Linked DNA regions of Homo sapiens: region 1 is linked to region 2. A link is an interaction called in ENCODE POLR2A ChIA-PET data of the cell type or tissue named here. Cell type or tissue: MCF 10A. All regions are shown on one strand. Each heading gives the region's core, and the rest is flanking DNA. Links, peaks and the distances in the headings are about the cores only.

What was found. Peaks named below come from ENCODE experiments on the same cell type or tissue, not always from the same donor. Only the 100,000 strongest peaks of a DNase experiment are listed, where the experiment ranks them.
Region 1: POLR2A ChIA-PET joins it to region 2 with 5 read pairs; 2 of 35 experiments call an interaction of 5 or more read pairs at or near these places.

What each region holds. Positions count from the first base shown.
Region 1 is chr7:12,654,009-12,666,676 of GRCh38, forward strand. It overlaps SCIN (scinderin), which reads left to right. Exons shown (of 16, transcript NM_001112706.3): 16 at 1-6,174. Among named protein-coding and RNA genes, the nearest start is that of ARL4A, 27 kb to the right of the region's middle. RefSeq lists an enhancer at 6,367-6,916. In MCF 10A, for the core only: no CTCF peak of the experiment used is centred there; a DNase peak (open chromatin) is centred at 6,603.
Region 2 is chr7:14,559,691-14,572,358 of GRCh38, forward strand. All of the region lies in intron 20 of DGKB (diacylglycerol kinase beta), which reads right to left. Among named protein-coding and RNA genes, the nearest start is that of DGKB, 340 kb to the right of the region's middle. In MCF 10A, for the core only: no CTCF peak of the experiment used is centred there; no DNase peak of the experiment used is centred there.

The DNA.
Region 1 (12,668 bases), core at 4,553-9,552, 1.9 Mb before region 2:
TCTATATAGGTCATTGAAAAAGAAGAAGCTACGTTAGAACCCATGGAAAGAACTTTGCCTCATGTAGAGATTCTAGATTCTTAGCCAAAAGCTCAGAATTGTTGGGCCCTAAAGGATGAACAATGTAGGGTCCAACAATTCATCCCACATGAATTTTTCTCATCCTTCATGTGGAATGAAAAAACTAAAGAGACAACTGACTTACCACACAAATGGACTATGGTAGAAGCTGCTGTCCCTTAGTATTGAATATCTCTATTTTCTTTTAATCATAGAATTCACTGATATTTTAGCAGATAATGTGGCCGTCCAGGCAGGCATGAGATTTCTCAGCCTTACTTCAACTTGATTATGACCATGTGACCCAATTCTGACATTTGCCTAAAGGAAAATTTACCTAAAAAGGCGTTTTCTTGCTATGGCAGTGTAACCTGTACTAATAAATATAGTGCTAGTCCTGCATGCAACAAAAATGATGTAAGTAGACATTTAACATTTCTAGGAATGTAATTGAGTGAAAAATAATTTTTAAAAATATTTATAAATATCTTCTGGGTCAAGCTGAATATTTTTTGAAGGATGATGAGAATAAAATGATTTAATAAGTAGTACTTTTTCACAAAATTAGTAAAGGTCAAGGTGAGTGGCTTAGGGTACACTGTATTTTACGATGTTTCTCTAGTTTAGCCAGTGGTTTTTCTCATCTCCAATTTATAGCACAGGCCGAGGCATATAGTAGGGTCTCAGTTAATATTTATTGAATGGCAATATCAAAAATGAGATCAGCAGCAAGATGATAAGGCAGAATAAAAGTTGCTGAGAGCCTAAAATGATTATTCAGTTCTGTTGCAGGGTTTTAACCTGCCCAAAGGATGGAAAAAGAAGAACATAAGCATAATTTCTGAATGCATCACGGCAAAGATGCATGTACTCATGAAGCATAAAATTAAAAATATGATACATTCACTACATGAAAATATGATATACGGTTTTTCTTCAGTATCCGCGGGAGATTGGCTCGAGGAACCCCATGGATACCAACATCCTTGAATGCTCAAGTCCCTTATATAAAACGGCATAGTATTTGCATAAAACCTATACCATTCTCCTGTATACTCTAAGTCATCTCTGCGTTACTTATAATACCTAATACAGTGTAAACGCTGTGTAAACAGTTGTTATACTATATTGGTTTTTTAATTTGCATTACTTTTGTATTGTTGTATTATTTTATTGTTTTTCCCCAAATAGTTTTGATCCGCAGATGTAGAACCCACAGATATGATAAATCAACTGTATCTAGTACCCAAAACAGATGAGTAACTTAGAAATTAATATGTAATACATACAGCTAATGTTATAGCTACTTAAGGAATTCCTTTCACTGAAAAGAAACTCTTACAAATCAATGAGTCAACAACCCAATGGAAAAATGGCCAAAAGACATGAATAGAAGTTCACAGAAAAGAATGAAAATGACCAGTAAATAATGAAAAGATGTTCTAAGACACTCTTAATTAAATAAATTCACAATAAAATAATCATACTTTTATCTATCTACCAGATTAGCAAATGTTAAAATATTAAAATGTTAGTGGTCATCAAAATGTAGGGTTACAGGTTCACCCATACACTGTTAATAGATGTATAAACTGGTCAAAACTTTTTGATCCATAGCACAGTATTACTTTTGTAAACATACACAAAAAATATTATATATTTGCCAAACGTATGTACTAATCTAAAACCAAACACATTAGACTAGGTACATGTGGAGAAAGAGATACAGGTGTTCCCTAGCAAGTTAATATGCTTGTGTCTCTTCAAACCAATATATTGGCATATTTATCTAATATTTAATCAGAAGAAAGAAAGAACAGAAAGACCCAGGAAGCCTACTGTTAGTAGAGGTCAGCCTCATCTTTTCTCTCTGATTCAAGAAATTCATACTCAACTCAGTCAAACAGAGGTCCTGCATTTACCTCTTGGTGCCGGAGAGCCTTGGTGAGCCATTTAGATCCTCTGTATCTTCTCAAGCACAATCCTCAGTGTTCTCTTCTCGTCTTAGATAGCTCATCAAATAATATTTCCCACCACTTATTTCTAGCAGTTCTGGTAAAGAGAATGGCCTTCACATTGTATTTTGAACAATGTTTTGGCCTCCAGTAATGATTAGGAACACACTATAAACATAAAACATCAGTCCACTTAACTCATTATTCAGTCATCAAGCAATTCTTGTCCCAATCATTCTCCAAAGCTATATACTGTGAATTTATACTGTTGTGTAGTGACACAAGCCCTTCTGCTGAAAAAGTAGGTAGATAATTACTTTGAACTGAAAGAAAACACTTATTTTATTTTCTTTTAAACCTAATTTATTTTAAACCTAATTTATTTATTTTAAACCTAATTTATTTTAAACCTAATTTATTTATTTTAAACATTTATTTTAAACCTAATTCATTTGAACTGAACTTGAATTTAAAAGCCTACAAATGCCCCGCATATGTAGAATTATCATTCATTCCGTGTTCTTGCTCTTGGATAAAACGGACAACTCAGAGAAAAAACTGGCTTATAAATGCACTTCACAAAAACTGTTAGAAAAGTAGCCATTAAACCTGTAAAAAGGCCGGGCGCAGTGGCTGACGCCTGTAATCCCAGCACTTTGAAAGGCCAAGGCGGTTGGATCACGAGGCCAGGAGTCCGAGACCAGCCTGACCAACATAGTGAAACCCCGTCTCTACTAAAAATACAAAAAATTAGCTGGGCGTAGTGGCGGGCGCCTGTAATCCTAGCTACTCGGGAGGCTGAGGCAGGAGAATCGCTTGAACCCGGGAGGCGGAGGTTGGAGCGAAAGTACGCGCCACTGTACTCCAGCCTGCGTGACGATGAGAGTCTCCGTCTCGGGGGAAGAAAAAAAAAACCTGTAAAAAGTGGCTCAACTTTAATATTCATTAGGAAATGACTAAAATCAAATATTTTACTTGGTAATGCCAAGTAAAAATACAGGAGAGGATATAGTGAAACTGGAGCTTACATCCACTACTTGGGAAGTATAAATTGATACAATGGGTTTGAACAGTTTTTGTATTTTCTACTAAAATGAACATACACATATCCTATAATCCAGAAATCCCACTCCATGGTGTGTACCCAACAAAAATGCATACATGTGTGTACTAAAGGATATAATATGATTTTTTTTTTTTTTTTTTTTTTTTTGAGATAGGTTCTCACTCTGTTGCCCAGGCTGGAGTACAGTAGCGATCTCTGCTCACTGCAATCTCTGCCTCCTGGGTTCAAGCAATCCTCCCACCTCAGTCTCCCCAGGAGCTGGGACTCTAGGTGCGTGCCACCACGCCCAGCTAATTCTTTGTAGAGATGGGGTTTTGCCATGTTGTCCAGGCTGGTCTTGAACTCCTAGACTCAGGAAATCCACCTGCCTTGGCCTCCCAATATGCTGGGATTACAGGCATGAGCCACCGCATCTGGACACGAATTTTTAAGTTTTATATATGTGTGTGTATATATATATATATATATATATATATATATATATTTTTTTTTTTTTTTTTTTTTTTTTTGCATTGGCAAAAAAACAAAGATATTGTTTAGCAATTTCCTTGTATAATGCAATCAGTGGAAGACAAATCAGAGGTATTATTTTCCCTTGGGCCTTTGCAGCCTGTGTTGTTTTTCTCTTTTTCATATTGATGTGAAAAGCAGCCAAGTATTATTTGACAACATCAGTCCCTTATTAAGATGTTATTTCTAGTTTATAATTGACTATGGCATTTGCATGCATTTCATCATGTCTCCATTTCTTCGGAATGATAATTTCTAATATACTTTTCTTCTATTATAGGAATAAGAATTCAGTAGTCATATTTCCTGTTGCCTATAAAAAATTGATGCTTTAATTTAGTTAACATGACAAACTCCATCTTATTTAGAGAGATTATTTTTGATGTTATTATAATAAAAATGACACCTTTACTAAAAATGTCTCATCATAAATTGTTTTCCATTATTTCTGTGCTGATTGCAAACAATACTGAATTAAAATATCCCTGCAAGTTCACTGTGACTCAATCTAAGGTTTTAATAATTCATGAAATAAAACTAATGTTGATGTTATCCAAATCATTCTAACGCCAACTTCTAGGTAAACAGTAAACAAGAATAAGCAAATTTGAGTTTTCCTAATTATTTGACATTGTCATTAGCTTGTGATCCTTAGATGGAATATATTTTGCCAGATCTCACCTCCCAGGGAACTGATGAGCTTTAACTGGAATAGTAGTGAGAATGATAGAGCAGGGCCCTTAACTCCTTAGAAAGGTCAAAGGAAGAGGTGAATGTGGGCAGGGTTTCACTGGAGTATTGACACACCAAAGATGCTATGTAGGTGAAAATCTCTCCTAATGCATTCCCTTTCCAACGAACCTGAGCCTGGATTCTTCAGTAACACAATGCCTTCTGAGAAACAATGTTGTTCCACATTTTAGAGTTTTGGCATGCATAATGGAGTTTATGGCAGAGTTCAGAGGATACAATGAAACAAGAAAGGGAGGCAACTGATGTTGTTTGATTATCTCCATTATTTTGAAGGAGCCAGGTGCTTGGGGAACCTGGTTGTACAGAAAGGTGATGCCAAGACTCTCTTGTATGATTTTCCTCTCTAGCTTGGGGCTGCACCCTCTGCTGTGGGAAGGAGTCCTCAAGGTATTAATATACATCCTATCATTTATTTTAGATACAGATAGCATTAGAGTTTATCAGTAAAGTTGGGCAACTCATGGAATATTACGAGTAGAAATTGTAATTACTGTAGAATGTATAGTGTTTTGAATGGCTATTGTATTTTTCAGCATACAAATTCAGAGGGGTGAAAGTAGGCAATGACACCACTATTTATGTTTTTTGTTGTTGTTGTTTGTTTTTGTTTTGTTTTGTTTTGAGATGGAGTCTTGCACTGTCACCCAGGCTGGAGGACAGTGGCATGATCTCTGCTCACTGCAACCTCTGCCTCCCGTGTTCAAGCGATTCTCCTGCCTCAGCCTCCTGAGTAGCTGGGATTACAGGCACCCGCCACCACACCTGACTAATTTTTTGTATTTTTAAGTAGAGACGGAGTTTTGCCATGTTGGCCAGGCTGGTCTTGAACTCCTGAACTTGTGATCCACCCTCCTCTGCCTTCCAAAGTGCTGGGATTACAGGCATGAGCCACCGCACCCAGCCCTATTTATGTTTTTTAAAAGCACCATTTACCACCCATTTGTCTATGGACTTAATCTATGTCTCTATGAGCTGGTAAACAATAGACAGGTAAATACAGACTTGGCTGTATTTGAACAGCACCTTCAAAAACCAGAAGCCAGAAATCAGGTAGCTAGATTTGTCCATGAAAGCAGGAGATTCCCTTAACTGGTGATGCCTGAAGTTGGGATAAAGAGTCTTCCAAACATGTGCCATTTTGGCATGGATATCTAAAGCCACCATGATGGCTTTATATTAATGAAGGAAATAAGTTGCAGGATAAGTATATCCATGGTCATCCAGGGGAAGAAAATGGCGTACATAACTTATATACCATATTTAACCCAGAGACAGATATCACAGGTAAACAGTGCAAATCACTGTCCCTAGTCTGAGCCATATTTAGTGTCTTGAAAGAGCCACAGTGGCTGGCTAAAATGGCACAGTGGCAAATCCTGACCATGGACTGCCCTATGCAAAATAACTAGCTCCCCACTTTACACAGAGTACACCATGTCAGGCCTCTGAGCCCAAGCTAAGCCATCATATCCCCTGTGACCTGCACATATACATCCAGATGGCCTGAAGCAATTGAAGATCTACAAAAGAAGTGAAAATTACCTTAACTGATGACATTCCACCATTGTGATGTGTTTCTGCCCCATCCTAACTGATCAGTGTACTTTGTAATCTCCCCCACCCTTAAGAAGGTTCTTTGTAATTCTTCCCACCCTTGAGAATGTACTTTGTGAGATCCACCCCCTGCCAGCAAAACATTGCTCCTGACTCCACCGCCTATCCCAAAACCTATAAGAACTAATGATAATCCCACCACCCTTTGCTGACTCTCTTTTCGGACTCAGCCCGCCTGCACCCAGGTGAAATAAACAGCCTTGTTGCTAACCCAAAGCCTGTTTGGTGGTCTCTTTACATGGACACGTGTGACATTTGGTGCCTAAGACCCGGGTCAGAGGGACTCCTTCAGGAGACCAGTCCCCTGTCCTCACCCTCACTCCGTGAAAAGATCCACCTACGACCTCAGGTCCTCAGACCAACCAGCCCAAGGAACATCTCACCAATTTCAAATTGGGTAAGCAGTCTTTTCACTCTCTCCTCCAGCCTCTCTCACTACCCTTCAATCCCCCTGTCCCTCTAATTCCAGTTCTTTTTCCTCTCTAGCAGAGACAAAGGAGACACATTTTATCCGTGGACCCAAAACTCTGGCGCCAGTCACAGACTCGGGAAGACAGTCTTCCCTTGGTGTTTAATCCTGGTGGGGATGCCTGCCTGATGATTCACCCACATTCCATTGGTGTCTGATCACCGCAGGGGTGCCTGTTTTGGTCATTCACCCACACTCTATTGGTGTCTGATCACCGCAGGGATGCCTGTTTTGGTCATTCACCCACATTCCGTTGGTGGAAAGTCAATTGCGAGGACGCCTGCTTTGGCTGCTCACCCACATTGCAGCCCAGGGCTGCTCCCCACCCCCCTTCTCCATGTCTCTACCTTTCTCTTTAAACTTACCTCCTTCACTATGGGCAAGTTTCCACCCTCCATTCCCCCATCTTCTCCCTTAGCCTGTGTTCTTAAAAACGTAAAACCCCTTCGACTCACACCTGACCTAAAACCTAAATGCCTTATTTTCTTCTGCAATACCGCTTGGCCCCAATACAAACTCGACAATAGTTCCAAGTAGCCAGAAAACAGCACTTTTGATTTCTCCATTTTACAAGACCTAGATGATTTTTGTCAAAAAAATGGGCAAATGGTCTGAGATGCCTGATGTCCAGGCATTCTTTTACACATCAGTCCCTCCCTAGTCTCTGCTCCCAATGCGACTCATCCCAAATCTTTCTTCTTTCTCTCCTGTCTGTTCCTTCAGTCTCCACCCCCAAGTTCTGAGTCCTTTGAATCCTCCTTTTCTACGGACTCATCTGACCTCTCCCCTCCTCCCCAGGCTGCTCCTGGCCAGGCTGAGCCAGGTCCCAATTCTTCCTCAGCCTCTGATCCCCCACCCTATAATCCTTTTATCACCTCCCCTCCTCACACCCTGTCCAGCTTACAGTCTCTTTCCACGACTAGACCTCCCCCACCTGCCAACAATTTCCTCTTAAAAAGGTGGCTGGAGCTAAAGGCATAGTCAAGGTTAATGCTCCTTTTTCTTTATCTGACCTCTCCCAAATCAGTTAGAATTTAGGCTCTTTTTCATCAAATTTAAAAACCCAGCCAGTCCGTGGCCCATTTGGCAACAACCCTTAGACGCTCTACCACCCTAGACCCATAGGGGCCATATGTCTTAATATACATTTTATTACCCAACCCACTCCTGACTTTAAAAAAAGCTCCAGAAATTAGATTCTAGCCCTCAAACCCCACAACAGGACTTAATTAACCTCGCCTTCAAGGTAGAGGCAGCCAAGTAGAAATGTATTTCTGAGTTGCAATTCCTTGCCTCCACTGTGAGATAAACCCCAGCCACATTCCAGCACACAAGAACTCCAAATGCCTGATCCACAGCTGCCAGGGGTTCCTCCAGGACCTCCTTCCCCAGGAGCTTGCTTCAAGTGCCAGAAATCTGGCCACTGGGCCAAGGAATTCCCGCAGCCCGGGATTCCTCCTAAGTCGTGTCCCATCTGTGCGGGACCCCACTGGAAATCAGACTGTCCGACCTGGCAGCCACTCCCAGAGGCCCTGGAACTCTGGGCCAAAGCTCTGTGACTGACTCCTTCCCAGATCTTCTCGGCTTAGTGGCTGAAGACTGACACTGCCCGATCGCCTCGGAAGCCTACAGGACCATCACAGATGCTTTGGATAACTCTTACTGTGGAGGGTAAGTCCGTCTCCTTGTTAATCAATACGGAGGCTACCCACTCCACATTACCTTCTTTTCAAGGGCGTGTTTCCCTTGCCCCAATAACTGTTGTGGGTATTGATGGCCAGGCATCTAAACCTCTTAAAACTCCCCAACTCTGGTGCCAACTTGGACAACATTCTTTTATGCACTCTTTTTTAGTTATCCCCACCTGCCCAGCTCCCTTATTAGGTCAAGCCACTTTAACCAAATTATCTGCTTCCCTGACTATTCCTGGGCTACAGCCACACCTCATTACCACCCTTTTCCCCAGTTCAAAGCCTCTTTTGCATCCTCTCCTTGTATCTCCACACCTTAATCCGCAAGTATAGGACACCTCTCCTCCCTCCTTGGAGACCGATCATGCACCCCTTACCATCCCATTAAAACCTAATCACCCTTACTCTGCCACACTTTAAAAAGATTAAAGCCCATTATCACTCACCTGTTACAGCATGGCTTTTTAAAGCCTATAAACTCTCCTTACAATTCCCAATTTTACCTGTCCAAAAACATTCAGACAAGTCTTACAGGTTAGTTCAAGATCTGCACTTTATCAACCAGAGTTGTTTTGCCTATCCACCCTGTGGTGCCCAACCTGTACACTCTTTTGTCCTCAATACCTTCCTTCACAACTCACTATTCCGTTCTTGATCTTAAAGATGCTTTTTCACTATTCCCCTATACCCCTCATCCCAGCCTCTCTTTGCTTTTACCTGGACTGACCCTGACACCCATCAGTCCCAGCAGCTTACCTGGGCTGTACTGCCACAAGGCTTCAGGGACAGCCCTCATTACTTCAGCCAAGCTCTTTCTCATGATTGACTTTCTTTCCACCCCTCCACTTCTCACCTTATTCAATATATGCATGACCTTCTATTTTGTAGCCCCTCCTTTGAATCTTCTCAACAAGACACCCTCCTCCTCCTTCAACATTTATTCTCCAAGGGATATCAGGTATCAGCCTCCAAAGCTCAAATTTCTTCTCCATCCGTTACCTACCTCAGCGTAGTTCTTCATAAAAACACACACGCCTTCCTTGCCGATCATGTCCGACTGATCTCTCAAACCCCAACCCCTTCTACAAAACAGCTCCTTTCATTCCTGGGCATGGTTGGATACTTTCATCTTTAGATACTTGGTTTTGCCAACCTAATAAAACCATTATATAAATTCACAAAAGGAAACCTAGCTGATCCCATATATCCTAAATCCTTTCCCCATTCCTCTTTCTGTTCCTTGAAGACAGCTTTAGAGAGTGCTCCCTCACTAGATCTCCCTAACTCATTCCAAACCTTTTTCATTGCACACAGCTAAAGTGCAGGGCTGTGCAGTCAAAATTCTTTCACAACAGCCAGACCATGCTCTGCAGCCTTTTTGTCCAAACAACTTAACCTTACTGTTTTAGGCTTGCCCCCATCCCCATGACTGTCTCTCTCTGATCCACCTGACATTCACTCCATTTCCCTGTATTTCCTTCTTTCCTGTTCCTCACCCTGATCACACTTGGTTTATTGATGGCAGTTCCACCAGGCCTAATCACCACACACCAGCAAAGGCAGGCTGTGCTATAGTATCTTCCACATCTATCATTGAGGCTACCACTCTGCCCCCCTCCACTACCTCTCAGCAAGCCAAATACGTTGCCTTAACTCAAGCCCTCTCTCTTGCAAAAGGACTACGCATCAATATTTATACTGACTCTAAATATGCCTTCCATATCCTGCACCACCATGTTGTTATATGGGCAAAGACAAATTTCCTCGCTATGCAAGAGTCCTCCACCATTAATGCCTCTTTAATAAAAACTCTTCTTAAAACCGCTTTACTTCCAAAGGAAGCTGGAGTCGTTCACTGCAAGGGCCATCAAAAGGCATCAGGTCACATGGCTCAGGGCAACGTTTATGCTGATAAGGTAGCTAAAGAAGCAGCTAGCTTTCCAATTTCTGTCCCTCATGGCATGGCCAGTTTTTCTCCTTCTCATTGGTCACTCCTATTTACTCTCCAAATGAAGTTTCCACCTATCAATCCCTCTCCACTCAAGGCAGATGGTTCTTAGACCAAAAAAAAAAATAAATAAATAAAATCTCCTTCCAGCCTCACAGGCCCATTCTATTCTGTCATCATTTCATAACCTCTTCCATGTAGGTTACAAGCCATTAGCCTGCCTCTTAAAACCTCTCATTTCCTTTCCATTGTGAAAATCTATCCACCATCCGCCACTCTTGACTCCCTCTTAGAGTGGATAGATGATCTTTGCTGACAGGGCACACTCCAATACTTTCGCCCTGATGAAGCCCTACTCTTTACTTTTATACTCACTCTTATTCTCGTTCCCATTCTTATGCCACCCTCTATCTCTCCCCAGCTGTCTCCACCACACTATCAATCTCATTCTCTCTCCTAGCCGTTTCTAATCCTTCTTTAACAAACAGTTGCTGGCTTTGCATTTCTCTTTCCTCCAAAATTGCCGAGGCCTCAATTTACTCACTGCTGAAAAAGGAGGACTCTATATTTTTAAATGAAGAGTGTTGTTTTTACCTAAATCAATCTGCCCTGGTATATGACAACATAAAAAAACTCAAGGATAGAGCCCAAAATTTCACCAACCAAGCAAACAATAACGTTGAATCCACTTGGACACTAATTGGACATCCTGGGTACTACCAACTCTTAGTCCTTTAATACCTATTTTTCTCCTCTTTTATTCGGACCTTGTGTCTTTCATTTAGTTTCTCAAGTCATACAAAACCACATCCAGGCCATCACCAATCATTCTATACAACAAGTGCTCCTTCTAACAACCCCACAATATCACCCCTTACCACAAAATGTTCCTTCAGCCTAATCTCTCCCACTCTGGGTTCCCACACCGCCCCTTGAAGCAGCCCTGAGAAACGTCACCCATTATCTCTCCATACCAATCCCCCCAAAATTTTCGCTGCTTCAACACTTCACCACTATTTTGTTTTGCTTTTCTTATTAATATAAGAAGACAAGAATGTCAGGCCTTTGAGCCCAAGCTAAGCCATCATATCCCCTGTGACCTGCACATATACATCCAGATGGCCTGAAGCAATTGAAGATCCACAAAAGAAGTGAAAATAGCCTTAACTGATGACATTCCACCATTGTGATGTGTTTCTGCCCCATACTAACTGGTCAATGTACTTTGTAATCTCCCCCACCCTTAAGAAGTTTCTTTGTAATCTCCCCCACTCTTAGGAAGGTTCTTTGTAATTCTTCCCACCCTTGAGAATGTACTTTGTGAGATCCACTCCCTGCCTGCAAAACATTGCTCCTAACTCCACCGCCTATCCCAAAACCTATAAGAACTGATGATAATCCCATCACCCTTTGCTGACTCTCTTTTCAGACTCAGGCTGCCTGCACCCAGGTGAAATAAACAGCCTTGTTGCTCCCACAAATCCTGTTTGGTGGTCTTCTTCACACGGACATGCATGACACACCACATGTGGCCTTGGAGTTTTCAGTTATGTAGATTGTTGCATATGGGTATTTGATGCTCATGCTGGCTTCACTCATTGATATCAAATGAAAATTAACAAAATCAAAACGTCAGAGCAGAGATATTGTCATGTTTGGGCCTCATCTTTTACTCTTTGGTAAATTGCCCATGGGGCTATAACCCAGAGCAAGCCTTCCCCCAGATCTTCTGTTCTTTCCTGAAGCTGCTCATTTTTCTAACGTTTTTCTTCATTCATATCCCAACCTCATTATCCTAGGCTTTGTCGATGAAAAGAGTTAAACTCTTTAAAATATATGAAGAGATTTATTCTGAGCCAAATATGAGTGATGATGGCCCGTGACACAGCCCTCGAGAAGTCCTGAGAACATGTGCCCAAGGTGGTCCCAGAGCAGCTTAGTTGTATACATTTTTAGAGAGGCATGAGACATCAATCAAATACATTTAAGAAATACATTGGTTTGGTCCAGTAAGGTGGAACAACTCAAAGCGGCGGGGCTTCCTGGCTATCGGTGAATTTAAATCTTTTCTGGTTGACAATTGGTTGAGTTTGTCTAAAGACCTGGAATTGATAGAAAGGGAATGTTCAAGTTAAGATAAAGATCGTGGAGACCAAAGTTCTTCTGAAGTGGCTGCCCTTAGAGACAATAGATGACAAATGTTTCCTATTCAGATATTAATCTCTTTAGGATTGGGAGGGTCTGGAAGAAAAAGATCTAGCTATGTTAATAGAGATTCTTTACAGACACAAATTTTCCCCCATAAAGAACAGCTTTGCAGTGCCATTTCAAAATATGGCAAAGAAACATGTTTTGGGGTAAAATATTTTGATTTTCTTCTTTGTCTCGTAATGTTATGCCAGAGTCAGGCTGGAAAGTAAATCATGGTATATAGGGTAAAATAAAACCCGTCTGAGGGCATGACTCCCCAGACCCCTTAGATAGGAATTTGGGCAAGATTAAAAAAAATCAGAGTTTAATCCTCAGCTTTCAGCTCAATTCTACCCTTCGACATGATCAAGGACAAAACAACAATCAGAAGCTTGCTCAGCTGGCAAAGGCT
Region 2 (12,668 bases), core at 2,586-7,585:
AGCAGTTGCCTAATCACAATACTAAAGTCACTGAGATGTCAAAGCCTTGGATCTCAAACATTTGTGAACAGAGTTGTGATAGCAGCTATTTAGTGAAACTCCAGGATGTCACTTGGCCCCTCTGGGCACTGGGCTATTTCTAACTTAAGCATCTTCAAATTATTTCTTTTTTCTTTTCTTTTCTTTTTTTTACTTTTCTTTTCTCTTCTCTTTTCTTTTGTTTCTCCTTCCTTCCTTCCTCCCTTCCTCTCTTCCTCTCTTCTTCCCTCCCTTTCTCCCTCCCTTCCTTTTTGCCTTCCTCTCTTTTTCTTTCATTTAAGTGTGGAGAAACATTTATTCAATCTTCTGCCCATTTTGTAACTAGGTTATTAGATTTTTTTTTTACTGTTTAATTGTGCTAATTACATATTTTGGCGATTAACCCTTGTGATGTAGTGAAATATTTATATTTAGTCTTTCTCCTCTTTTTCTTTTTTACTTTCTCCTCTCTTTTTTTATTGTTGTAAGAACACAACATCAGAACTTAGGACTTAACATGAGATCTACCTTCTTAACAAAGTATAAAATACATTATTGTTGAGTATAGGTACAATGTTTTACAACATATCACTAGAGTTTATCCCTCTAGCTTTACTGAAACTTTATTTATGTCCGTTGATTAATAATTTTCCATTTCCCCCTCTTCCTAGCCCTGGTAGCCACAATTCCACTCTTCAGTTTTATGAATTTGACCATTTTATATACCTCATATAAATGCAATTATGAAGTAGTTGTCTTTCTGTGGTGGGTTTATTTCATCTAGGATAATGTCCTCAAGGTTCATCCTTTTAGTTGCATATTGCAAAACTTTCTTTTTTAAAAAACTGAATAACATTCAGTTGTATGTATAGACCACATCTTCTTTATCCATTCATCTGTGGTTGAGCAGTTATATTGCTTCTATATCTTGGCTATAGCAAAGTGTGCTGCAATATACATGACAGTGTGAACATCTCTCTTCAAGATCCTGATTTCAATCCTTTTAGATAGTCAGGAGTGGAATTGCTGAATTATACAACAGTTCTATTTTTCATTTTTTGAGAAACCTCCACATTGTATTGCATAGTGGCTATACCATTTTGCATCCCAACATTATGCAGGAGTCCCAATTTCTCCAAATCTTCACAATCACCTGTTGTTTCTGACAATAGCCATTCTAGCAGGTATGAGATGATATCTCGTTGTGCTTTTGATGTGAATTTCCCTGATGATTAATAATATTGAGCATTTAGAAATATATACTGGTTCATTATTTGAATGTCTTCTTTGGAGAAAAGTTTGTTCAATTTTCTACCCATTTTGTAGCTAGGTGATACGGTATGGCTGTGTCCCCATCCAAATCTCACCTTGAATTTTAATAATCCCCACATGTCATTGGAGGGACCCAGTGGAAGGTAACTGAATTATGGGAGCAGGTCTTTCCCGTCCTCTTCTCATGATAGTGAATAAGTCTCAGGAAAGCTGATGGTTGTATAATGGAGAGTTCCCCTGCACACACTCTCTTGCCTGACACCATGTAAGATGTGGCTTTGTTCCTCCTTTTCTTTCTGCCATGATAGTGAGGCCTCTCCAGCCATGTGAATCTGTGAGTTTATTAACCCTATTTTTCTTTATAAATTACACAGTCTCAGGTATGTCTTTATTAGCATCATGGAAACAGATGAATACAGTAAATTGGTACCAAGAGTGGCGTGCTGTTTTAAAGATACCCCAAAATGGAGACGTGACTTTGGAATAGAGTGACAGGCAGAAGATGGAACAGTTTGGAGGGCTCAGAAAAAGACAGAAAAATGTTGCAAAGTTTGGAACTTCCTAGAGACTTGGAGGGCTCAGAAGATAGTGATATGGACAATAAGATCCAGGCTGAGGTAGTCTCAGATGGAGATGAGAAACTTGGGAACTGGAGCAATGGTAACTCTTGCTATACAAAGAGATTGGTGGCATTTTGCCCCTGCCCTAGAGATCTGTGGGGCTTTGAACTTGAGAGAGATGATTTAGGATATCTGAGGAAAGAAATTTCTAAGTGGCAAAGCATTCAAGAGGAAGCAGAGCATAAAAGTTTGGAAAATTTGCAGCCTGACAATGCAATAGAAAATAAAAATCCATTTTCGGGGGAGAAATTCAAGCCTGCTGCAGAAATCTGCATAAGTAACAAGGAGCCCAATGTTATTCACCAAGAAATGGGGAAACTGTCTCCAGAGCATGCGAGAGACATTGTGGCAGCCCCCCTCATCACAGGCCTGGGGGCCTTGGAGGAAAAAATGGTTTTATGGGCTGGGCCCAGGGCCCCCCTCATGTGTGCAGCCTATAGACTTGGTACCCCATGTCTCAGCTACTCCAGCTGTGGTTAAAAGGGACCAAGGTACAGCTCAGAATGTGGTTCCAGAGGGTGCAAGCCCCAAGCCTTGGCAGCAAGCTCTAAGCCTTGGCAGCTTCCACATGGTGTTGAGCCTGCAGGTACATAGAAGTCAAGAATTGAGGTTTGGAAACCTCCACCTAGATTTCAGAGGATGTATGGAAACATCTGGATATCCAGGAAGAAGTTTGCTACAGGGGTGGGGACCTCATGTAGAACCTCTGCTAGCATGCAGAAGTGCATAAGGGAAATGTGGGGTTGGAGCCCCTACACAGAGTCCCCACTGGGACACTGCCTAGTGGAGCTGTGAGAAGAGGGCCACCATCCTCCACACCCCAGAATGGCAGATCCACTGGCAGCTTGCACCTTGCACTGGAAAAGTTGCAGACACTCAATGCCAGCCTGTGAAAGCAGCCAGGAGGGAAGATGTACCCTGCAAAGACACAGAGGTGGAGCTGTCCAAGGCCATGGAAGCCTATCTTTTGCATCAGTGTGACCTGGATGTGAGACATGGAGTAAAAGGAGATCATTTTGGAACTCGAAGGTTTAATGACTGCCCTATTTGATTTTGGACTTCCCTTTTGTTTTGGACGATTTCTCCCATTTGGAATGAGTGTATTTACCCAATGTCTGTACCCCCATTGTATCTAGGAAGCAATTAACTTGCCTTTGATTTTACAGGCTCATAGGCAGAAGGGACTTGCCTTGTTTTAGATTAGACTTTGGACTATGGACTTTTGAGTTAATGCTGAAATGGGTTAATACTTTGGGGGACTGTTGAAAAGGCATGATTGTGTTTTGAAATGTGAGGATAGGAGATTTGGGAGGGACCAATAGTGGGAAGATATGGTTTGGCTGTGTCCCCACCCAAATCTCACCTTAAATTGTAATAATGGCCATGTGTTGTGGGAGGGACCCAGTGAGAGGTAACTGAATCACAGGGGCAGGTCTTTCCCATGCTGTTCTTGTGATAGTGAATAAGTGTCAGGAGAGCTGATGGTTTTATGAAGGGGAATTCTGCTGTACACGCTCTCTTGCCTGCCACCATGTAAGGCACGCCTTTGTTCCTCTTCTGCCTTCTGCCATGATTGGGAGGCCTCCCCAGCCATGTGAAACTGTGAGTCCACTAAACCTATTTTTCTTTATAAATTACGTAGTCTTGGGTCTGTCTTTATTAGCGGCATGAGAACAGAGTAATTCACTAGGTTATTCATTTTTTTACTATTTACTTGTGGAAATTACTTATACTTTGGAGATTAACTCTTGTAATGAAATATATATTTGGTTTTCCCTGTTTCTTGACAAAAAACTTCTAAAATTCTTGAAATCTTCAAAGTGGTAAGTGCCATTTTGTCTGTTAATGAGTTGACAGAATTGAGTGAATTTTTTAGTTCAATTATTGTTTTCTTCCATTCCATGATTTCTATTTGGTACCTTTTAATATTTTCTATCTTTTTGTTGAAATTCTCACTTTGTTTATGCGTTATTTTCTTGACCTCAATGAGTATCTTTATAAGAGTTATTTTAAATTATCTGTCAGATAAATCATACAACTCTGTTTTTTTTTTTTTTTTAAGTTGGTTCTTGGTGGTTTAATTGGTCCACTGTTGGGAATATCCTTGTCTACTTTTTCATTTTTCTTGATTCTCTATGTTTATGTAATCTGCACATTAGACAAAACATTCACCTCTCCCTGTCTTCACAGACTAGCCTTGTATGGAAAAGACCCCCAACAACTAGCCAGGTGAAATATTCTGGGGTCTTCACCAAGTTTTCCTTCCTCAGAGAAAAGCAAGCTGCTGTAGTTTTCCTGCTCACTCTGTGCTCAGCCAGGGGAATGAAAAAGCTATGGTTTCTGCTAGCACAAGCCACCATTTCTGTTCTCCTAAAGGCAGCTCTGTGTTAGACCCATCAGAGTTTCAAGACTGGTAAGACAAATGCTAGCTCTTTGGGCAGCCCTGGAGAAATTTGTGTGATGAACTCATGGAGCTACTTTTTATTTAAGCAGGCAGAAGCTGAGAGCTGAAAATTTTTGTCTGCTTGCTCTGTGCTGAGCAAGGGGAAGGATCAATGGTATCCATTAGTTAAGCCACTGCCTGTATTCTCCCCTAGGTGGCTGGTTTTGCTGAAGCCATTAGTGTTCCACCTGGAAAGACAGAAACTAGTCTTCCAGGGAGATACCTTGGAAAAGTGGAAGTGCTGGACATTCAAACTAACCTCTTCCTTCCTCTAAGTAAAGCTGGGGGTTGAGGGTTTTCTTACTGATCATGTGATGCTGTGCCTGGGCCTGGTCTTCAGTGAGAGGGTAACCCAATTCTCCCTACCAACTTAAATGAGTCTGGTTTTGCATTATCCCAGGGTACAGTAGCATTTCAAAGATTTTCAGATTTCTCACAAAGGGAATTAGTCTGTAAAAGATTTCTGAAGCTATATGTTTGTCAGGGGAAGAAGATGTAGGTCTTCCTAGTCTGCCATGTTGCTGATATCACTCTGGTTATTTGTATTTTAATATTAAATGGAATTTAAAAATTCCTCTTGAAAATTTCTTATCTCTGTTACTATATAGTCTTTATAGATGCATCTTCACTGGCCCAATTTCTTCAGTTTTGTCCTGTTTTTACCAGACTTCTTAGCAGCTTTCTATTTAGTCGGCCATTCTTTTCTTAATCTTTTTTTTTCTTTTTTGCTTACCTGAACATTATATACTTTTTGTTTTCCTCCTGCTTCATTGGCCATTGTTTTCCAGGGCATTTCCCATGCCATCTTCTTCTAGTAGACTCTAGGTATTAGTAAACCTCAAGGCTTTATCCTAAAGTTCCATTTCTTCTCTTTTTGAGCTCTCCCTATTAATCTCGTCAGTCCACACTGATTTAAGTATATGTTTAGGTAGATGGAAAATAATGGATAAACTTTCTCCCATTCCTGAATGTCCCCTTGCAATGTAACTGTCTTCCGTCAAGAGGTAGATTCTATATCTTCTCTCCTTGAATATAAGCTTAGTTATGTGATATTCTTTGGCTAATGACACATTAGCAAGCTGGATGCAAACAGAGGTTTGCATCAAGAGGTTTGCATTGGGCTTTACCCTCTTTTTCTACTGAAAATTTTTCCACCATTATGTAACAAAGTCTGGCTTAACCTGTTGGATGCTGGGAGTCATATGGCCCATTATCATCATCAGCCTACTAACAGCTAGAACCAACTGCCAGATATATGAGGGAGACCAGCATAGAATAGCTCCAGGTAATCTTCCACTAAAGGCACAACCACCCAGTTGACACACAGACTTGTGAATAATAAAATGGTTAGCATATTAAGCCACTGAATTTTAGGAAGGTGATTCATAAAGCCATATAGAAATAAATATGTCAATGACTCCAAATTCTCCCTAAGTGAGATAGTCTTCTAAGCTTCCAACTTAAATATCCAACCATAGCCCTGAAATTTCCACTATGACATGCACCTCAAACTGAGCATGTCTTTATATCCTCCACTAAACCTGAATCATAAATAATTAAGCCCATCTCAGTAAATGAGACCACCTAGTTGTTAAACTTAAAACCTCAGGATATTTTATTTCCTTCCATCCCCTGGACACTGTCGATTTTATTTTCAAAATATTTCTTAAGTCTTTCCAGTTTTTTTCAGTATCCATGGCTCTTAGTGTACTCATCTGTCTCTTATTTTACTAGAAGATATTCTAGGATGGTCTCTTTGCTTCCATTCTTGAAAACTTCCATGTCATTCGCCATGTGACCACCAGAATGATTTTTAATATAGTAATTTTTTTAAAAACTGAGCTTCCTTTAAGTGAGCAGCCAGATTAATATTTTTTCTTCATAAATTATATTGAATCTGAATATTGTTAACAGACTATTGTCTAGCAAATCTGCACATTTTTCTTTTTAGTTTTTGAGGTTTATGATGACCAAGAGTCGCTTGTGTTGTTTCCAAACCTGTTTATGCCTGTTTTACTTTCCATTATACTTATATAATTTAATCACATATAATTGGAAAGTATAATTTTAAAAAGAATCATTTTATAGAAACTAAATCAAATGCTTTAGGAAGATGTAATATAAATGTAATGCTGAAACTTTGCTGTATAATTATATGTAAGGGTAATAATTATAAAAGATTTTTAAAAACAATTTTAAGTATCTAGAAGGATTTTACTCATATGGCTTCACAAGTGTCTTCTGAGTTTTTACTCTAAATAAACTGAAACTGAAAATAATAGATGGTTTATTATGGACTGTGGTTTACACAAGGCAGAGTTTATAGAATCTCAGTGACTGACATTCAAAAATAAGACATTGGCTGGGTTTATGAGGGAAGATGGCCAATTCAATTATATTTATAGATTTTAGGTAGAAAGAAAACATTTAAAGTTGTTTGTGTCATTTTTATGACAATTGTTTTATTTTTCAATTAATATCCAACTATCACCTTTAGTAGAAGAATTTCTGCTGCAAATGGATCGGGTTACCTCATTCCCTAATGATAATTATTTAATTATTCAGTGACCTACCACTTAAAAGGCAAATATCACACCATAGTCCTACAGGAGACTTCGAGACATGGTGGCAGCTGTGTTAACAGCAGCCTTTCATGTTACTCACTCCCCCTATCCCTCTCCATGCTCCAGGCACATTGACCTAGCAGAGCTTTGAAGGCACTAAGCTCTTTCTTACCTCAAGTCTTTCACATACAGTTATACTTGCCTGGTATGCTCATGACATCTCTTTGGTGTCCAGCTCACTTATGTATATTCTTCAGATCTCTTCTTAAATGCATCCTCTTTATATAAGCCTTTCCTGACTCTCAGATCTACGGTTGATGTCCTTCATGGTAGCTTTTGTTTTCTTTCACAGCATTTATCATAATTTTCAAAAATGTTGTATTTGTGCATTGGTTTTTTGCTTTTTAAAAATATCTCCTTGCATCATTAAACTCCAAGTTCTAATAATGAGATGACCTGTATATATATATATAAAAAATTATCCATTTATATATATGTTTATATATATTATATAAATATATAATTATATGTTTATATATATAATATACAATTATATTTATATATATTATATATAATTATATATTTATATATTATATATATTATATATTTATATATAATATATATAATTATATTATATATATTATATATTTATATATTATATATATAATTATATTATATATATAATATATTTATATATTATATATAATTATATTATATATATTATATATTTATATATTATATATATAATTATATTATATATATTATATATTTATATATTATATATATAATTATATTATATATATTATATATTTATATATTATATATATAATTATATTATATATTATATATAATTATATATTTATATATTATATATATTTATATATTATATATAATTATATAATTATATATTTATATATTATAATTATATATAATTATATATAATTATATATTGGATAATTATATATAATTATCCAATTATAAATAAAGATATATATATATATATATATCTTTTTTATTGAGATGGAGTCTCACTCCGTTGTGCAGGCTGCAGTGCAGTGGTGCGATCTCGGCTCACTGCAACCTCTGCCTCTCAGGTTCAAGCACTTGTCCTGCCTCAGCCTCCCAAGTAGCTGGGACTACAGGCATGTGCCTCCATGCCCAGCTAATTTTTGTATTTTTAGTAGAGGTGCGGTTTTACCATGTTGACCAGGCTGGCCTTGAACTCCTGACTTCAGGTGATCTGCCTTCCTTGGCCTCCCAAAGTGCTGGGATTAAAGGCGTGAGCCACAGCACCCAGCCAGATGACCTGTGTCTTTAATTTACTCCCATAACCCTAGAGCCTGAAAAAAATAAGTGCTTAGTTTTTTTGTTTAATTAAACAAGTGAATGAAGAAACAACTATGGAAATTAAACTAATGGGGTAGAAAGTTTTATTCCTGGGATATTTAAAGATATCTGTAGTTGGCTTTTGCTTCTAATGTCCATCTGTCTAGCATCTCATGACAATCTTCTTTCACCTCACTGCCATGTAAGCTTAGTGACTATACAGACTTCTATCATTTTCATTGCTAATCCTCAAACAGTACCTGGTACATAGAAGGTACTAAATAAATATGCTTTTATTGATGGACCATCACTGTGGAAGAATATCTATTTTTAGAGTTAATTATGATTTCAGGATCATTTCCGATAGTTCTGGCTAAATTGGAAAAGCATTAAAAAGAAGGAATTGCCATAGTGTCTAGTTATTGATCAATTTCCCTTTCTACCTAGGCAGACAAAATTTATTTCCTCAGCTTTCTTACAATTATGTGCAGGCAAGTGATTGAGATCTGGCCAGTGAGTTATGAGTGGAAATGATGCTACATCTTCCAGGTATGGGCCCACTAAAAAAAATCCACTTTCTTTAGCCATTCAGTTGTTGAATAGAGAAGGTTATCTGTCAAGATGGAAGGAGCCTGGGTCACCGATTGACAACATAGAGCAGAGCCTCTCCCCAATTTTTAACCTATCCTGACCTGTCACGTGAGGAAAAACTGATTTTTATTCATTGTCAGACCACGGATAATTTGTACCAGCAGTCAACCCATTCTGAATAATACAAAGGGTCTATAACAATGAATATGAAGGTGATATAGCTACATATTTCTGACCTCGGGCTTTCTAAAAATTGGAGGCAAGGTTCTTTGTATATTGTACAGCGCTAGCTGTCAGTAAATAAGGGACGATAGTTGAAATAATGAAAACAATACTGAGATTAGAATCAAACTTGGAAATCACTTTGTAACTAGACAGCAGAAGGGTTCCTAAAGACAATTTCAAGTACAAACTACGTGCTCATCTGAAGCTTTTTCATGCTGTTATAGCATAAAGTTGAGATGCATCCCATATGCTTTAAATCCTTCAACTCCACTATTTGTTATATATTCAGGAATGATTTGAGACAATTTATTTTATTTCATTATATTCTAGATTCATTGATTGAGGAAGAGGAATGTAAGCTGCTGAGTAGATGACTTTGTTGAATGACATTCAAGGTAGAAGATCTATTGCTCTGATTATGTCCCTGAGCATTGAGATTTTGTGTCCCTGGGGCAGGAATAAATCTTTCAGGGAGGAATGCCTCCTCTCTTTATCCCCCTAATCCCCATATTATGCTCAGGTAAAGGAGGCCCAAGTCAAAGGAAACAAGACCCTTTAAAAGAAAACTCAGTCAAAGCCACCTTATTTGTTTAATTAGTTCTGATCTGCCTTAAAATCATAAACATTCTATCACATAGTTTTTATTAGTTTCTAAATGTCATCTTTTAAATTTAGATCTTTAATAAGTCTGGCGTGTACTTATATAATATGAGGTAGAGTTCTAACAAAAGTTTTTTCTTTCTAGGAAGCTAGGTTTGAACATTATCAACTAAGTAATCTGCCATTTCCTCAGTGAATTTTTGTGCCATCCCTATACTAAGTTCCAATATGTGTCTCTGTACTTCCTCATTGGTTCATTCATCTATTATTTCATAGGACCATTCTGTTATAATTATCCAATTCAATTGTAGCATGTATAATTTAGTAAAACAAATTTATTTCTCTCCTTATTGTTAAAATTGACTTAGCTATTTTGTCATACATATTTTAAATAAGTTTGTTATAAAATCCAGCTCCAATCTTGCATAGTTATATATTAAATGTATAAATTAATTGAATATTATATCAAGAAATCTCATATAAGAATAGAAAATGTCTCCATTTATTCTGATCTTGTGTGTCTTTGCAGAGAGTTTTAACATTTTCTTTATATAGGTCATGTGTATTTTTTATTAATTCTTAGATACTTTCAATTTTTTTGTTATTGTTTCTGGAAAGTCATTGATTATTGCTAATATAAGCATATACTAGTGAATATTTAAGTTGATTTTATATTTGGCAAATTTGCTATAATCTCATACTAGTCATAATATATTTTCAATTAGGTATATATTTTTTCAATTGGAATATATATAAATATATATTTATCATTATTTTTATTACTTTTTTAAATTTTTTGTTTTTCACCATATGTTGTTTACTTATAATTCTCTATAGAGTATTTTTGCAAAGTCAATTTTTCAATAGGTCTGATTAACTTTTCTCAATAATGCAGCTTTCAGTTTTGCTAACATTACGAATTTTTGTTGTTGTTGTTACTCTCTGCCATTTTCTGTCTCATTTCTATTATAGCTTTCCTTTTCAAGTTTTTTGGTTTTGTATCATTTCTCTTTTTCAAACACCTTGACTTTTTGTATTTAAATACAATTGACCCCTGAACAACATGGGAGTTAGGGGTGCTGACCACTCTTGCAGACAAAAAAATTGGAGCATAACATTTGACTACCCAGAAACTTAACAACTAATACTCTACTGTTGACTGGAAGCCTTACCAATAACATAAAGCCAATTAATATATATTTTGTATGTTATGCATATTATATACTGTATTCTTACCAGAAAGTCAGCTAAAGAAAAGAAAATGTTAAGAAAATTATAAGAAAGAGAAAATATATATACTATTCATTAACTGGAAGTTGATCATCATAAAGGTCTTTATCTTCATCATCTTCAGATTGAGTAAGTTAAAGGGGAGGAAGAAGAGAAGGGGTTGATCTTGCTCTCCCAGAGGTGGCAGAGGCAAAATAGGTGGAGAAGGTAAAAGGGGAGGCAAATTACACTGGGTATAACTTTTATTGAAAAAAAAATCGATAAGTTGACCAGTGCCGTTCAAACCTGTGTTGTTCAAAGGTCAAGTGTATTTCTGTTTCCTAATATAAGGGTTTTACAACCTCGACACTATTGACATTTTGAGCTGTATAGCTGTATAATTCTTTACTTTGTATTTGAGGTGTTGTCCCATGCAGTAAGCGTATTTAGCAGCATTCCTAACTTTACCTACTAGTTAGCAAAAAAACCCTGCTTTAGTCATGACAATCAAGCAGACATTGCCAAATGTCTTCCAGGAAGAGGCAAAATTCTCCTCTGTTGAGAACCACTGGAAATTGACCAAAGCATATAAAAAAAATGAGAAATGTTTATTTAGGAAAAACTACTGAGCCTCAGATAAGAACTCTCTAATTAGTGATATTTCAGATTTGGGTTGCTTCATTAGCCTTCAGCTCCCTGGGTGCTGTAGTTCTATCAGAGTGGAATAAGCTAAGAAAACAAGTAGATTCATTGTCAGTGGAACTGACTTGATTTGAAATGGAAGCCAGAAAATCTCTATGGCCTAGAACATTGTTTTACAACTTACACTTACAGTAGTGATATCTGTGGCAAATGAACAGGGAGAGCCAGTGTCATAGCTAGCCTGAGTTTGTGAAACTGACTTTAGGGCCAGCAGCTAACCAGCAGATTGGCCAGAGATTTAACAAGAGATCTCGGAATCAAACTTTCATATGGGCTGTGATAAACTTCTATATATTCCTGGCTGTCTGAAAATCTGTATGGATTTGCAAGGCTACACAAATGCTCAGAAGAGACAAAAGAGGATCCTAGTTATCTACACATCCTTGGTTAAATGAGAGGTTTTGTACATGAGCGGAAGAGACGAAAGAAAGGCCAGATTATATTAAAAGCCGAAGTGATTTCTAATTGCCTGAACTTTGAATGTATTCTTCAGTGACCATATGGATGCGATGACAAAGAAAAGAAGACTTACTGGCTCAAAGTGTTTGAGCGCAATCTCTAGACAACCATTTTGACACAGGGGTGATCTCTAGGAAAGCAGTATACACCATAAGAAAGAAAGGCTCCACAGGTAAGTCACTAAATAGACAAACATAGGAACAATGATAACCACTGTGGGCAGATAAAAATCCAGAGAATTAAAGATATAAACAATTTTCAGTATTCAACAAAAAACGAGGAGATATGCAAAGGAATAGGAAAGTGTGTCACACATTTAGGGAAATAACAAGCAAACAAACAAGGTCTCTGATGGGGCACAGATATTTGACTTCACAGACAAATACTTCCAAACAGATATTATAAATATGTCAAAAGAATGAAAAGAAACACCATTTAAAGAATAAAGTATAGGCCGGGCGCGGTAGCTCATGCCTGTAATCCCAGCACTTTGGGAGGCCGAGGTGGGCGGATCATGAGGTCAGGAGATCCAGACCATCCTGGCTAACCCCGTATCTACTAAAAATACAAAAAAAAAAAAAAATTAGCCGGGCATGGTGGCGGGTGCCTGTAGTCCCAGCTACTCGGGAGGCTGAGGCA